2 separate regions of the Homo sapiens genome follow, and region 1 is linked to region 2. A link is a contact called in ENCODE Hi-C or POLR2A ChIA-PET data. All regions are on one chromosome and are shown on one strand. The core of a region is the stretch at or near the end of the contact, and the rest is flanking DNA. Distances in the headings are between cores, read along the strand shown.

What was found. A loop is a pair of places that touch in the nucleus more often than their neighbours do. ChIA-PET counts read pairs that join two places held with the same protein, here RNA polymerase II (POLR2A). Pooled maps may share reads with other maps.
Region 1: a map of endothelial cell of umbilical vein shows a loop between it and region 2 (2.8-fold over the local background). The contact joins the promoter of DAGLA here to the promoter of SYT7 in region 2. A Hi-C loop is called at or near these places in 4 of 168 maps with a recorded cell type or tissue (CD4-positive, alpha-beta T cell, CD8-positive, alpha-beta T cell, endothelial cell of umbilical vein and 1 more) and 9 of 50 pooled maps. POLR2A ChIA-PET finds 5 or more read pairs at or near these places in 1 of 52 experiments (WTC11).

The regions. Positions count from the first base shown.
Region 1 is chr11:61,676,188-61,682,381 of GRCh38, reverse strand. It overlaps DAGLA (diacylglycerol lipase alpha), which reads right to left and starts at 1,991. Exons shown (of 20, transcript NM_006133.3): 1 at 1,878-1,991.
Region 2 is chr11:61,577,358-61,584,402 of GRCh38, reverse strand. SYT7 (synaptotagmin 7) reads left to right here and starts at 3,327. Exons shown (of 13, transcript NM_001365809.2): 1 at 3,327-3,613. The coding sequence starts at 3,583. LOC105369331 (a long non-coding RNA gene) reads left to right here. Exons shown (of 5, transcript XR_950166.3): 3 at 651-730; 4 at 1,758-1,807; 5 at 2,410-2,997. RefSeq lists silencers at 2,877-3,036, 3,047-3,196, 3,217-3,306.

The sequences.
Region 1 (6,194 bases), core at 742-3,241, 99 kb before region 2:
CAACCTTCCGGCTCCCTTCCTCCCAATCACATCCCGTGCCACCATTTCCTATGGCTCCTGCCTCCAGCCCTGGTCTCTTTACTTGATGAGACTCTCTGACCTTTGTACAGTCTTTCGCTGTTTGCAAAGTGTTTCCACGTGCACCATTTCCTTTCATTCTTTACTACCAGACCACCATGTGACATGCCTTGATTGGTGAAGTCACCTGCTGAAGGTCACACAGCCAACACTGGAATTAAAGTGATATGGCTCCAAAGGCATCGGACAGTGCTCCGGTTATAGGGAACTCATCAGCATCTCCAAGCACCCACCTTGGCAATTTGGCGACCACCTGCCACCCTACCCTCAACATCATCTTTTTGGACTCATAAGTGCCTTCCCCAGCACAAGCTCAACCCTGTGATTCTTCTACCACTGATCCCACTCCCCCAAGAGATCCACAAAGAACTGAAGATTTCCCCTACACTGTAAGACTTCTCTAGGAGGAGCTGCAAATTGCTTCTCTGTAAAGTAAGGCACTAGGTGATGCTGAGTGAGACCTTCACCCAAAGCTTCCCAAAGGACTGGTGAGAGCAAACACAATCTCAGCGCAGATGGAGGGGTTTTAACATAGGAGCTAAGCAGAGAGGACAGACAGAGCCCTTGGAAAGGAATTTAAGCCTGGGGGTGGGAGTCCCGGTGGCCCCAGCAGATTCCCAGTGGCTGCAGAATCATCTTTCAAGCATACCCCAATCGATCCAATCCTCTGGACCCAAAGGCTCCCCAGCATCAAAGAAGAGAGGCAACTCCCAGATACCCTGGAGTGAACCCATCAACCCAGGGAGAAGGCAGGACCCCGTGACTACAGATAGATGGTGCGCCATACCACTCCCTCACTCGCTGACCCGGGTTACCTCTTGGTCCTGCTTGCTTCTCAGGACATATTCTGGGACACCGATCACCACTGAAAATCATCCACCCCTCCCTTCATTCCCAAAGCTAGATGAAAAGCTAGATGAATGGTTCTCTCTACCTTAGCCCAGGACAACGGTAGTGCCTGGAAGGTCTCTATCTGGGTTACCATCAGGGCCCTTGTGGTAGAAGCTTCTCCTGGCATCTCTTGTTTATGCCCATTATAAAGGACACCAACCTTCTCCCAGCCTTCTGCCCTCCTCAGTCCAGTGTACCCAACAGGCATTAAAACTGGACCCCCATGACAGAGGCAGTGTCCCCTTCATCGCCCGTGAGGAAGGATGGGCATTTACCCTTCCCATTCATCAGGATGGGAGGGCCACGGACTCCCCCCGCGGCAGTGCCGGGTAGCCCCCCGCACCACACCGTGCCAAGGCCCTTTCTCACAGTCATGCCAGGAACTCTAGCCATGCTGAGAACACCAATTCTTCAAGCCCCCAGTGCTATCACCCCAGATCATGTCAAGCCCAAGGCCAGAACCATCCCAACACCCAAGCAATGGCAGCACTTCCTCACACCCATGCTAGCGGCACCACCATGCCGGCACGAGCTGGCCACCTATCCCATAACCAGTCCGAAGGCCGTGCCCATCACCTACCTGTGCAGACAGCTGCACCACCTCACACCTGCGTGGCCACCACCGCACCAAGGTGGAGGCGAGTCTTCTGAGACCCGTTCCAGGAAAACCACGCCGCCTGTGCCGGACCCACGTTGCCCACGCCCGTGCCACGCGTGTCACCATCCCCACGCTGGTGCCAGGGGCTCCACAGACCTCACACCTGCCACGGGCGCGCGTGGCAGCTGCAACTCCGCCCGCCGACCCGTCGGGCCGGCCACCGCGCGCCCTGGACACTGCCCAGCCCGCCGCGCCGCTCGCACCGCGCCCGCGCCCAGGACCGGCCCGCCGCGCCGGAGGCCCCCCTTACCTCCCGCCCGCCGCAGGGCTCGGCCCGCCGCCGCGACCGCCACCTCCATCCTGGGCTCCCCAAGGCCCCGATTCACTAACGCCGCTTCCGCAGGGCGCCGGCGCCGGCGCGAAGGCCGCCTCCGCCCCCCGGGGGACGCTGCGTCCTTTACGTAAACCCCTCTCCGCCGCCAGCGGTGACCATGGCGACGGTCGTGGGGAGGCAGCGCCCCCTGGCGCCAGGGAGGGGAGCGGCGTCGAGGCCAGGGAGAGCCGAGTCTTCCGCGGGCGCCGGCCCTGCGCGTGGGGGCGGTGGGCGCCTGGCTCAGGCTCGGCTGGGGTCCCGTGGGCGGCCGGGAGGGGCTGGACTGGCCGCGATGCGTGCGGGGAAGGGAGCCGCCTGGGTGCCTGCCCCTCCTTTAGGTCCCTCGTGACCAGTTTTAGCGTGGGAGAGGGAAAAAAGGAAGTAGGATCACTGGAGAACTGGTTCATTTGTGGGGAGGAGAGAGACGGGTCCCACCTCCTCGGGGTGACTGAACTCTGCTTGAGAAGTCAGAGCATGGCTAGAGTTCCTGGCGTGACTGTGAGAAAGGGCCTTGGCACGGTGTGGTGCAGGGGTCTACCCGGCACTGCCGTGGGGGGAGTCCGTGGCCCTCCCATCCTGATGAATGGGAAGGGTAAATGCCCATCCTTCCCCACGGGCGACAGAGCCCGTGGGTACCCTGGGTACCCCCTCCTCCCTACCACCCCCCCACCCCCCACCCCTACCCCCGTTCCCAGTGCCCAGCATCGTGCCTGGTCTCCAAAGGGGTTTACTTGGTCAATTTTGAATTTCTGGTAAATGAAGAAAACCGCCCCTCCTGTTCCCCTTCACGCCCTTTCATTCACCGTAAGTCGCTTACACCTCCCTGGGAGCACTGTGCTGAACTGGGGGAGTGGAGCACAGAGAGGAGCAGAAGGCGGGCCCTGACTTCAAGGAGCTCATTCTGCTGGGGAGGAGACGCAGATGGAGGGGGTTTTAACACAGAAGCTAAGCCGAGAGGACAGACAGAGCCCTTGGAAAGGAATTTAAGCCTGGGGATGGGAGTCCAGTCTGCAGGTCGGGATGACTCAGCTGGGTCCCAAAGATCCAGTAAAGATTCATCAGAGACAAAAAGGGGAAGAACGTTTTCTTTCAGGCAAGAGAAGTGCCTCTAAAATGTTTCCTAGGCCCTGTTGCCACCCCCAAAATCACAGTGATCGCGCAGTTCAGTAGAAGTGGGAGCCATAGGTGAACAAGGAGGTGTGGGTAGTGGGGTGCCCGGCTTGAGCAGAAGCCTCGGTCTGAAAATTACGTGGACATTTGGGTTGGAAATGAGACTGTGAGGCCAGGACTGCCTTTTATTGAAGCAGATGGAGCCACTTCTGGAAGGAGTTCTGTGTTACCTGTGATTATTTAGAAAGCAAACTCACGTAGGTAACAAGGAAAATGAGGAGTGGGCGCATATACCCAGTGGGGCACCTCAGGGGATTCAAGGAGGAGTTGAATTCCTCAAGGCTCAGGAAGGGCAGAGATCAGGGGAGGCTTTAAGGGACAACTGTAGCAGTATCAGTTTAGGGATCTTCTTTCTAGATCATTGCCATTAATCAGAATCAAAACTGCCAGATTGGATGTCTCTTGGTTCAAAGTTCCCGATTCCCAGAAAAAAAGAATCTTATTAGTCCAGATCAGGCCACGGTCAATCAGCTATGGCCAGGGCAGAAAGTGCTTTGTGATACAAACATGTCAGTCCACTTTTCCCCGTTGAGAGACACTCCCAGAGGAGGAGAATCATGACCTGAACAGCCAGTCCAAAGACTGTCGGCCAGGGGCGGTGGCTCATGCCTGTAATCCCAGCACTTTGGGAGGCAGAGGCAGGTGGATCACCTGAGGTCAGGAGTTCGAGACCAGTCTGGCCAACATGGTGAAACCCTATCTCTACCAAAGTACAAAAATTAGCCTGGCATGATGGCAGGTGCCTGTAATCCCAGCTACTCGGGAGGCTGAGGCGGAAGAATCACTTGAACGTGGGAGGCAGAGGTTGCAGTGAGCCGAGATCGTGCCATTGCACTCTAGCCTGGGCAAGAGAGCCAGACTCCATCTCAAAAAAAAAAAAAAAAAAAGGCTGTCTACTACGGATCCATCCCTTAGCTGTCCCATGTACACAAACTCACATGTGTCCATGTGCACACATGTGTCCCGACACACGCCAGTCCTTCTTCCCATTCCTCCAAAGTTGTCTTCACCAGACAAGTACCAACAGTCACCTTCACACTTGATGTCATGAGGCTACTATTATTTCAAGATCTTCAAGGTGATTGATCCCATCTGGTCATTTAACTGAATTAAAGGGTTACTTTTACCATCACCAAATCCTTTGAACTCTTGCTACTCAGAGTGAGACATTGGCACCACCCAGAAGCTTAACGGGAATGCATAATCTCAGGCCCAAGAATCTCAGGTTGGCAACAAGATTCCCAGGTGATTTGAATGCACATGAAAGGCTGAGAAACACCACTATTATAAATGTTAGGTGACCGGGTGCGGTGGCTCACACCTGTAATCCCAGCACTTTGGGAGGCTGAGGCGGGTGGATCACCTGAGGTCAGGAGTTCAAGACCAGCCTGACCAACATGGTGAAACCCCATCTCTACTAAAAATACAAAAATCAGCTGGGCATGGTGATGGGCACCTGTAATCCCAGCTATTCGGGAGGCTGAGGCAGGAGAGTTGCTTGAACCCGGGAGGTGGAGGTTGCAGTGAGCCGAGATCCCGCTACTGCACTCCAGCCTGGGCAACAGAGTGAGACTCCGTCTCAAAAAAAAAAAAAAAAAAATAGGCCCAGCGTGGTGGCTCACGCCTGTAATCCCAGCACTTTGGGAGGCCGAGGCAAGCAGATCACAAGGTCAGGAGTTCAAGGCCAGCCTGACCAACATGGTGAAACCCCGTCTCTACTAAAAATATAAAAATTAGCTGGGTATGGTGGCGCGCGCCTATAATCCAAGCTACTCAGGAGGCTGAGGCAGGAGAAGCGCTTGAACCTGGAATGCGGAGGTTGCAGTGAGCCGAGATCACGCCACTACACTCCAGCGACAGAGCAAGACTCCCTCTCAAAAAAATACATACACACATAAATGTTAGGTGAAAGGAAAAGGAAAGATAACAAAAACATTTTCAAATTGTGATTCATATTTTCTTAAAGGGGGAAATGGTCAACTATTTAATCTTCAACAACTCTAGTAACAAGCAAGGAAAGACAGGGAGGGACTGCAGTCTTTATTTTTGCAATTGGTCACAAACTCCTAGAAGGTACTAGCGAATTCCATCCTCTAACGCCTTATTTCTGTGTTCTGCAGGTCTCCTGCCCGATTCTTATTCAGTCAGGATTCTTTGCCTGACAGACTGACCTAAGCCTTCTTCTTGAGGGCTGAGCCATGGCTGTAAGGCATCTCAGCAGGCTTCCAGCAACATCGACCACTGGGTACAATGATGTAAGAGGTCCTTCACGGGGGTGTGGGTTCTACCCATGGTGTGTGTGTGTGTGTCTGCGTGTGTCAAAGATCCCCAGATGGCCAGTCCCAGTTTCCAGTGGAACCACAATGGTGCCTCCTGATGGATTTGCTCCTCCCTTCCATTCTAAAACCACCAGACACACAATCAAAACCCAGAGCCGCCTGCACAGGAAACAGGCATTTTGATGAGAGAGAGGGGCACCCTCATCACTTCTATTTCTAGTTCCAAGACGCTTTGGAAGAAACATATCAGAAAGGGTGGCTGTTCCAGAGCACACACTCCCCACAGACCTGACCTGGTCCAGCTACCAGAGGTGCATCCTCTCCACGCCAAAGCCATGCCTGGCCTTCTCTCTGAGCACCTTCAGGCCCAGTTCTGACAGCATTTGGCCAGGTGTCTTTGGAGATAGTCACCAGCACTGTGAGCAGACAGGAGCTGGGGAGGAGGACAAGAGCGAGGGCACCAGAACAGACAAGTCGTAGACTGGTCCCAGTCCAGCTGTCAGGCTGTGCTCCCTCCGCTCTGTGCCAAGTTCCCACTCTGGCCTCAGTTTCCTTCTGAGTCCCAGTGGGGATAATAACATGACTCTTCCTCCTGCGGGGCTGTGCAGATTAACTAATTAATGAGTGTGACAGCGTCTGCATCCACAAAGGGGCTGATTAAATGCTGAGTGTTGTTATTAGTAGCTGTGGCAGTTGTGTGACAGGCAGTTGGCTGGAGACAGATCTGCCCCCTGCCTCCTCCCCATGGAGGACCCAGATGGAAGGGTCCTCCATCTGCCCCATGCTCCGCAAGCCGAACATCTTG
Region 2 (7,045 bases), core at 2,078-4,577:
TTTTTTTTGAGACGGAGTCTCATTCTGTCACCCAGGCTGGAGTGCAGTGGCACAATCTCAGCTCACTGCAACCTCCACCTCCCGGGTTCAAGCGATTCTCCTGCCTCAGCCTCCTGAGTAGCTAGGATTACAGGCGCATGCCACCACGCCCGGCTAATTTTTGTATTTTTTTTTTTTAGTAGAGATGGAGTTTCACCATGTTGGTCAGGCTAGTCTCGAACTCCTGGCCTTGTGAACTGCCCGCCTCGGCCTCCCAAAGTGCTGGGATTACAGGCGTGAGCCACCGCGCCCAGTCCCCCAAGTATCATTTTAAGTGATTTGATTTTTTCACCATGCTTAAACTTAACAATAGTCAAAGGAAATAGGTGTTATTATTCCCATTGTAGAGACAAGGAAACTGAGGCCCAGAGGTGTCTGCCCAGGGTAAACACAGCAATGATGGCAGCGCCACATAAATCTGTATTCTTTCCTCTTTCCCATGACTCTGCGTCCCCTAAACAAAGTGACTGAGGCCCAGAGAAGGGGTGTCTTCAAAGCTTTTTCTGTGTCAATGCTGCAGGCAGGAATTTAAAAACTACCCAAGATTCCCAATGCCCCAGAGCCGCAGTTTGCACAACTATATCTCATGGCGTTTCTCTTGTGTGTCTGAGGAGCTGTCCAGCTCTGACATCCTGGAACAAGGACCGTCTAATGCCCGTGAGGAGAGGATGAGACTGGGCTTCGTATTCTTGTAAGAAACAGGCTATAAGCCCTCAGATGGGAGCAAGCACTGGGTCTCCTCATGAATCCCACAGTGGTTAGCAAAGGGCTGGGAGTCTCAACCAGAGTGATTCTTACTCCAGGTTCTCTCACCAGCTCCCCAGGGTGCTGGCTCCGGGGCCTTTAGCTCCCTGGGTCAGTTCCTTCTCTTCTAGAGGCCTTGCCTTCATCACCTGACACTTGCAAGGGGCAGCCTGGGGCATCTCTCAGATGTCCTCTCTGTCAACTCTGAAAAACTTTAGATGCTTAGTAAAGACCTGTTGAGTGGTGGTGATGAGGAATTCTGCTCTCCCTCTCTGGACTTTCAGATTGATGGGTGGAGGGATCTGGAGTGGGGAGATTCCTCAGCAGGGAACCTGTCTGTGTGCCCATCTGTTGTGGGAGGGTGAGGGGTGCCCTATTTGCTCTTTTTTTTTTTGAGACCGGGCTCACTCTGTTGCCCGGGTTGGAGGGCAGTGGTGCAATCATGGCTCACTGCAGCCTCAAACTACTGGGTTTAAGCCATCCTCCCGTCGCAGCCTCCCGAGTAGCTGAGACCCCAGGGGCGCACCACTACACTGGGCTAATTTTTTTTTTCTTTGTAGATATGGGGTCTCACCATGTTGCTCAGGCTGGTCTCAACTCCTGGGCTCAAGTGATCTTCCCGCCCCGTCATCCCAAAGTGCTGGGCTTACAGGTGTGAGCTACCATACCCAGCCCCTGTTTACTCTTTACTAGGGTAATGAGAGAGGCAGCTGGGGTGGGTGGGGGAATGAGCCAAGGTTGCAGACCTTGCAGTCCCAGCCTGTTGGCTTAGCTTTCTGGGGTTTGCCAGGTCCCAAAGCAGAGTGTAGATAACTCCTGGGTTCTTGGCTGTACTTGGGTGAGTGGGGGGAAGACAGCTGTGAGGTGTATGGAATAGGATGGCCCTTCCCCAGAGGGTGAGGGCTGAGATTTCTGGCCACTGAGGAATTGTGGCCTTAACCTACGATGCCTTTTTTCCTTCCATTTTTATGTAGAACATTCATTCCCAGGAAATCTGCTCTCCACTGGAACAGTCTTCATGGAGGTTTGCTGGGGGAACTTCCTTATCTTTTTCTCAACCGGAAAAGCTGTAGGTGGAGGTGAATGTGTATGTGTGTATGTGTGTGTGTGGTGGTTGTTGGGGATAGCCTCCATGTGATTTCAAGGGGATGGGGTCTGTTTGTGTGTGTGTCGGGGAGACTTGAGATAGAGGGTTGTTCCTGGCTGCCTTCCACACTGTGGGCAGGTGGAGGTGTGGCTGGGCATGAGTAGTGCAGTATAAAGCCAGCAAAAGTGGATTTCTCAGGGTGGAAATAATAATCCTTGACTCTAGGAAGCCTGGCTCACCTGCAAACTGCATTCTCAGCACAGGGGAGGGCAGGATGCTGCCACAGACCCAGGGATTTTGCCCTCTTACCTGACCCATCAGTGAAGGGTAGGGGCAGCACCTGTATTGTGGGGAGCGTCAGTGTATGTGTCTCTTTGTGTGGGCAGCATGTCTGTGTGGGTGTGTGTGTGGGGGGCATCATGTCTGTGTGTGTGTGTGTGTGTGTGTATGTAGGTGATTACGTGTGTAGGTGTGTGCAGGGAGGTCTCTGTGCCTACCATACCACTAATGGTTCATTTCTGGGTTTTTCTTATCCTTAGGAGACAGGTCTCTTCTCCTCCCTGCCCCAGAATCAAATCATCCAAATTCTGTAGAGAAATGAGTGTTCACCTGATTTAGACTGTGCTGAGCCGGCAGAGAGGCAGAGGGGACCAAGAGAGGTCCAGGGTTGGAAGGAGAAGGAGGGATTTCCTTCCTACCCTCCGAAGTGCTAGGGTCAAGGAATAGAGGGGAGGATCAGAGGAGGAGCTGCTGCTATAGAGGGATAGCCAGAGGCTGAAAAGTCTATTTTCTTCTTTCGTGGGGCTGGGTTAGGTGAGGAGGGTCACTAGGCCAAACCTCCTACCGAGGGCAGGGATCTTAGCCCTTTCGGCTCCACCTGTGTGCGAGCTTGCAGAAAGACCGGACTGGCGGACCCAGGCTCAGCGCTGCCAAAAATTCCACTCCTGGTTTTTGCACACACCAGTCCGTCTGCCCCGGACCGCCGCGGTGTTGAGTCCGGAGCTGACGCCCTCGAGCCGCCAGCAAGCGGAAAACCCGGAGTGGATCTCCACGCCTTTTGGATCGGAGCCAAAGGGCACCTCGGAGGAGGTGGCCGGCTCTGCGGCCCTGCCCGGTGCCAGGCCGCGGCCATCGGGGGAGCACGGGCTGGGGGTGGGTCGCGCAGCGGAGCCGGATCCCCTGGCCGGACGAGCCCGGCCGTGGGGCTCGGCGGCCCTCCCCGCGGGGACTGCGAGGCGGGCGGGGCGCGGGGCGGCGGCCGTGCCCTCGGGGCGGCTTCGGGCGGCGGCGGGCGCGGGTGCAGTGCGGCGCGCGGCCGGCAGCGGGCGCAGGCGGTGGCTGTGGCCGCGGCGTTCGGCGGCTGGCGGGCGGCGCCGGCGGTGCCCCGGGCGCGCTCACACACGCGCTCACACACACACATACACACGGCCTCGTACACACACACACGCTCCGGCGCGCACACGCGGCGCGCAGGCCGGAGGGAGGCGGCTCGGCGCTGTTCGGCGGCGGCGGCAGCGTGCTCCGCGGGCGGGCGGGAGGGCTGGCGGGCGGCCCCCGCTCCCCGGCTCCGCGGCTAGGTGCAGCCCGCTCGGCCCCCGCCCTCGGACCCGCCCCCGGGGGTCGCCCGGCCCCATGCCCAGCGGCGGCGGCGGAGCAGCGCGCGGCCGCGGGCGGCTCTGAGGAGCCCGGAGGGAACCGGCGACGAGGGGACCATGTACCGGGACCCGGAGGCGGCCAGCCCAGGTAAGCGCGGCCCCGGCGGGCTGGGGCGCCCCGCACCGGCGGGCAGGACAGCGGCAGCGCCGGACGCCGTCTCGGAGCCCCAGCCTGGGGCTGTTGTCCGCCCGGAGCCGCACGGGCTCCCCCAGGGGTCATCCCAGCCCCGGGGGCGCGGGATCGAGCGGCAGCGGCTCGGACCCCGGTCCCCCGCAGTCTGGACACTGCCAGGCTGGATGTCTGGGACCGGCTTCGCAGTGTCCCCACAAGGACCTCTCCCCCACCCCTCAACAGCCCAAGGACAACGTGTGTGGCGGAGCGAGGAGCCGCTGCCCCTGTGGGAGCCGGGCAGTGCCCTCAGAGGCACCCGAGGCTCCCCAGCACCGGTGCCCCGGGGGTGCCAGCGCTGGCGGACCCCAGGGCGAGGATCCCGGCAGCTCTTGGCCAAGGTTGCGGGCACAGGGGAGCGGAGTGGCATCGCAGTGCCAACTGTGAATTGAGAGGGTGCCAGGGGGCAAGTGGGAATCTGGTGCGGCAGCTGGGCAGGGAGGTTCTGGGGGGTGGGGAACTGCAGGGGCGTTGATGGGTGAGACGGGGGTGCCTGAAGGGAAAGAGAGCAGGGGCTCATGAGAATGGGGGTGCCAAGAGAATGTTCTCCTAGGTTTGGGGAGGGGGAAGCAAACAACCCCAAACTCTCTCCCGTCCTGGGGTGGGGGAGGGCCGAACTCCTTTGCCTTCTGCTTCGCCCGCCAGGGGAGTGGCCTGGGAGCCCACTGTCTGCTTGGTATCCTCTAAGCCAAAGCCGAAGAATCTTCCCGTCTTCCTCGGAAATTGCTCTGCCATTTCCTCCTTGGCTCCTGATGCCTCCTCACCCAGTGCCCACCTGTAGGCAGGTCCCCTGCAGCTCCTGCCCAGGCTCCATCCCCGCTCCCACCTGGGGTGCTCCACCCAGTCCCAGCACCCCCAGTCTGCCAGTTCTGGCATCAGGGTCTGTTTCTGGGCTTCTCTCTGATGCTAAAAGCACGACTCCCCAGCCCAGGATGTGCTCCCAAACGAAGAGCCTCCAGGCTCCCTCCTGCCAGCCTCCTGGGGGCGGCGGTGCTGTAGGGAAGGAAGGGCTCTAAGACCCTGCACAGAAGGAGCCTGCAGCCCTGAGGCTCCTGAAGGCAGTCCAGTGGGTGCTGGCTTTGCCCACTGTTGCCCTAGCCCCACATTTGCTCTTTCCCCTCTAGGGGCAGCCTCAGCCTGTCCCTGCCTCCTGAGGAATCGGCTCCCACCCCCCATCGATTCTTTTCAGTCCAGTCGATATTGAGGACGACCCACTGGGCGCCAGGCACTGCCCTCACTCAGCACTTGGATATGAGGGTGAGAGATTCAGTCTCCTTCTCTGGAACCTTGCGCCCTTCTCTGAATGTCCTCTAGGTGAGGGCTGAAGGGGCATTGCCTGTGGAGAGCCCTCCCCTCATCTGTCTGGACCTAGGTCACCTACCCTGGCATCTTCGTCGAAGAGGCCGCCGGCTTCCAGCCCATGGCCCGTGGCAGGAGTATTCTCTTGCTCTGCTCACCTTCTTAGAAGCCAGTAGCTTAGTTCAGAAGCCAGCTCTGGGGTATGAGGATGGAAGGTAGGGAAGAAATAAGGACACTATCCATCCCCTCGCCCACCAGGCTGGCAGCCTCCCCTCTGGCCTGTTAGGCCACTGGCCTGGGGCTGTGCCCTCTCCCCTCTCCCTCCCTCCTCTTTCCTCCCATGCCTGGGCACCATGACATCACCACTCCTCCAAGCACCTCTGCCCTCACCACGGAGGCCAGCTTGACGTGCTTGGCATCTTCTAGGCAAAGGGTCTGGAGTCCAGTACCATCCCTGGTGTGCTGGCAGCCCTCAACTCTTCCCTCACCCCCTCCTTGAATGGGCCTCTCTGGCTGCAGTTGGGACCTGTCTTGCCCACCCCAGTTGCAGCTGCGGGACCCACCAGTGCCTGTGGTAGGGCAGCTGTGACTGGGAAAGGGGCTGGCCTGAGGCTGACTCCTCTCCGGTGTGGGCATTGGGCTGGGTGGGGTCAGACATAGGCTGGAGAGGGCACAGTCTGCCTTTGAGCCTAGTCATCTGGGGTCCTTGAGGAGTCAAAGATCTCATTCTGGCCTCTGCCCTCTGGCATCCCTGCCCACCTTTGTAGGCTCTATAGTTCCAGGTCAGATTTCCCTTCCCCCCAGCTCCCCCAAGGCTCCCTAGACTCAGCTCCCCAAGCCAGGGCTCTGTGTCCCCCATTTCTGCCTCCCCATCTCCCCTTGGCTGGTACTGGTTGGTACTGAGATATGCAAATTGATTTATGTGTAACTCAGGCCACCCCTCCCCTCCCCTCTGGTCTCCCAGGGGCCAGTGCCTTTTATATCCTGATCCTCTCATCCCACTCTCAGGAACACCTGCGGCCCAATCCTTAAAAAAAAAAAAATCTGTCCTCTCCTGCTCCCCTTTGCCTCATGCTGGTTCCAGAAGATCCCTGTGGTACTCCCTCCCTCATCCCACTTACTATGCAGGTCCCTAAGGGCTCAGCTACTGTGAGGACCTTACCTGACAGGTGTGGTTCTCTCCCTACTTGGGCCTCAGGCCCCCAGGCCCTTGGTTCCCTGATCTATTGTGAATGAAGAAAAGGACTGTGGGAAATAATCGGAGTCCAGTGAAGAACCCAGACCAGCCCCCTCCCATGCACACCCAGGCTCCAGCTCCACACTCTGTCCAGCCTCCCTAGACCAGACCTGCAGCCTCCCTTCTGCCCCCTCCCAGACTTCACGGCCTCTTCCTGCCCTCAGCCTTCACCCTCTGGTTCATCCTGAAGTCCCTGTTTCTCTCGGACTGCTTGTCCCCAGGCCAGGCAGGCCCCAGCAGGCCTGCAGGGGTCAGCGTTGCAGTGGGCAGGCAGGACAGCGGCAGGAAAAGAGAGAGGGAGGGAGAGGTGACCTTGCAGTGAGCTGGTAAGCAAGGCCAGAGAGGGAACCACTGGGACAGAGGTTAGGTCCTGAAGGCTGCCTGCCCTGCCCCCAGCCCTCTGTGAGCTTGTCCCTGGGAGTAGTAGTGCTTGAAGCCTTCTTTTGTCCCACCTGTTAGTGGGCTCTGTTCCCTACAGACACTCCACTAGGCAGGTCGTGACTTGGGAGCATGCAGGGCAGGGGGCCTTGGCACAGCGGGCCTCTTCTCTCAAGGTGAAGGATCCACTAGATTGTCCAGGCCAACCCTCCAGTCACTGGGCACAAGTTAGGGGAAGAGGCTGATGGCGGGTGAGGGAGGTGCAGAAGTTAGGGGTGTGGCTGAAAGGGCAGATCAAGGGTATGCCCTGAGGAACACCTGGGTTAGAGGCCAGGGCTGGAGTGTGGGAAGGTCCAAGGAGGCCTGACTGTGTCCACCCATTTCACCAACAACCTCTCTCCTCCCACCTACCTCCCCAAAGCCTGCCCCATCGGCAC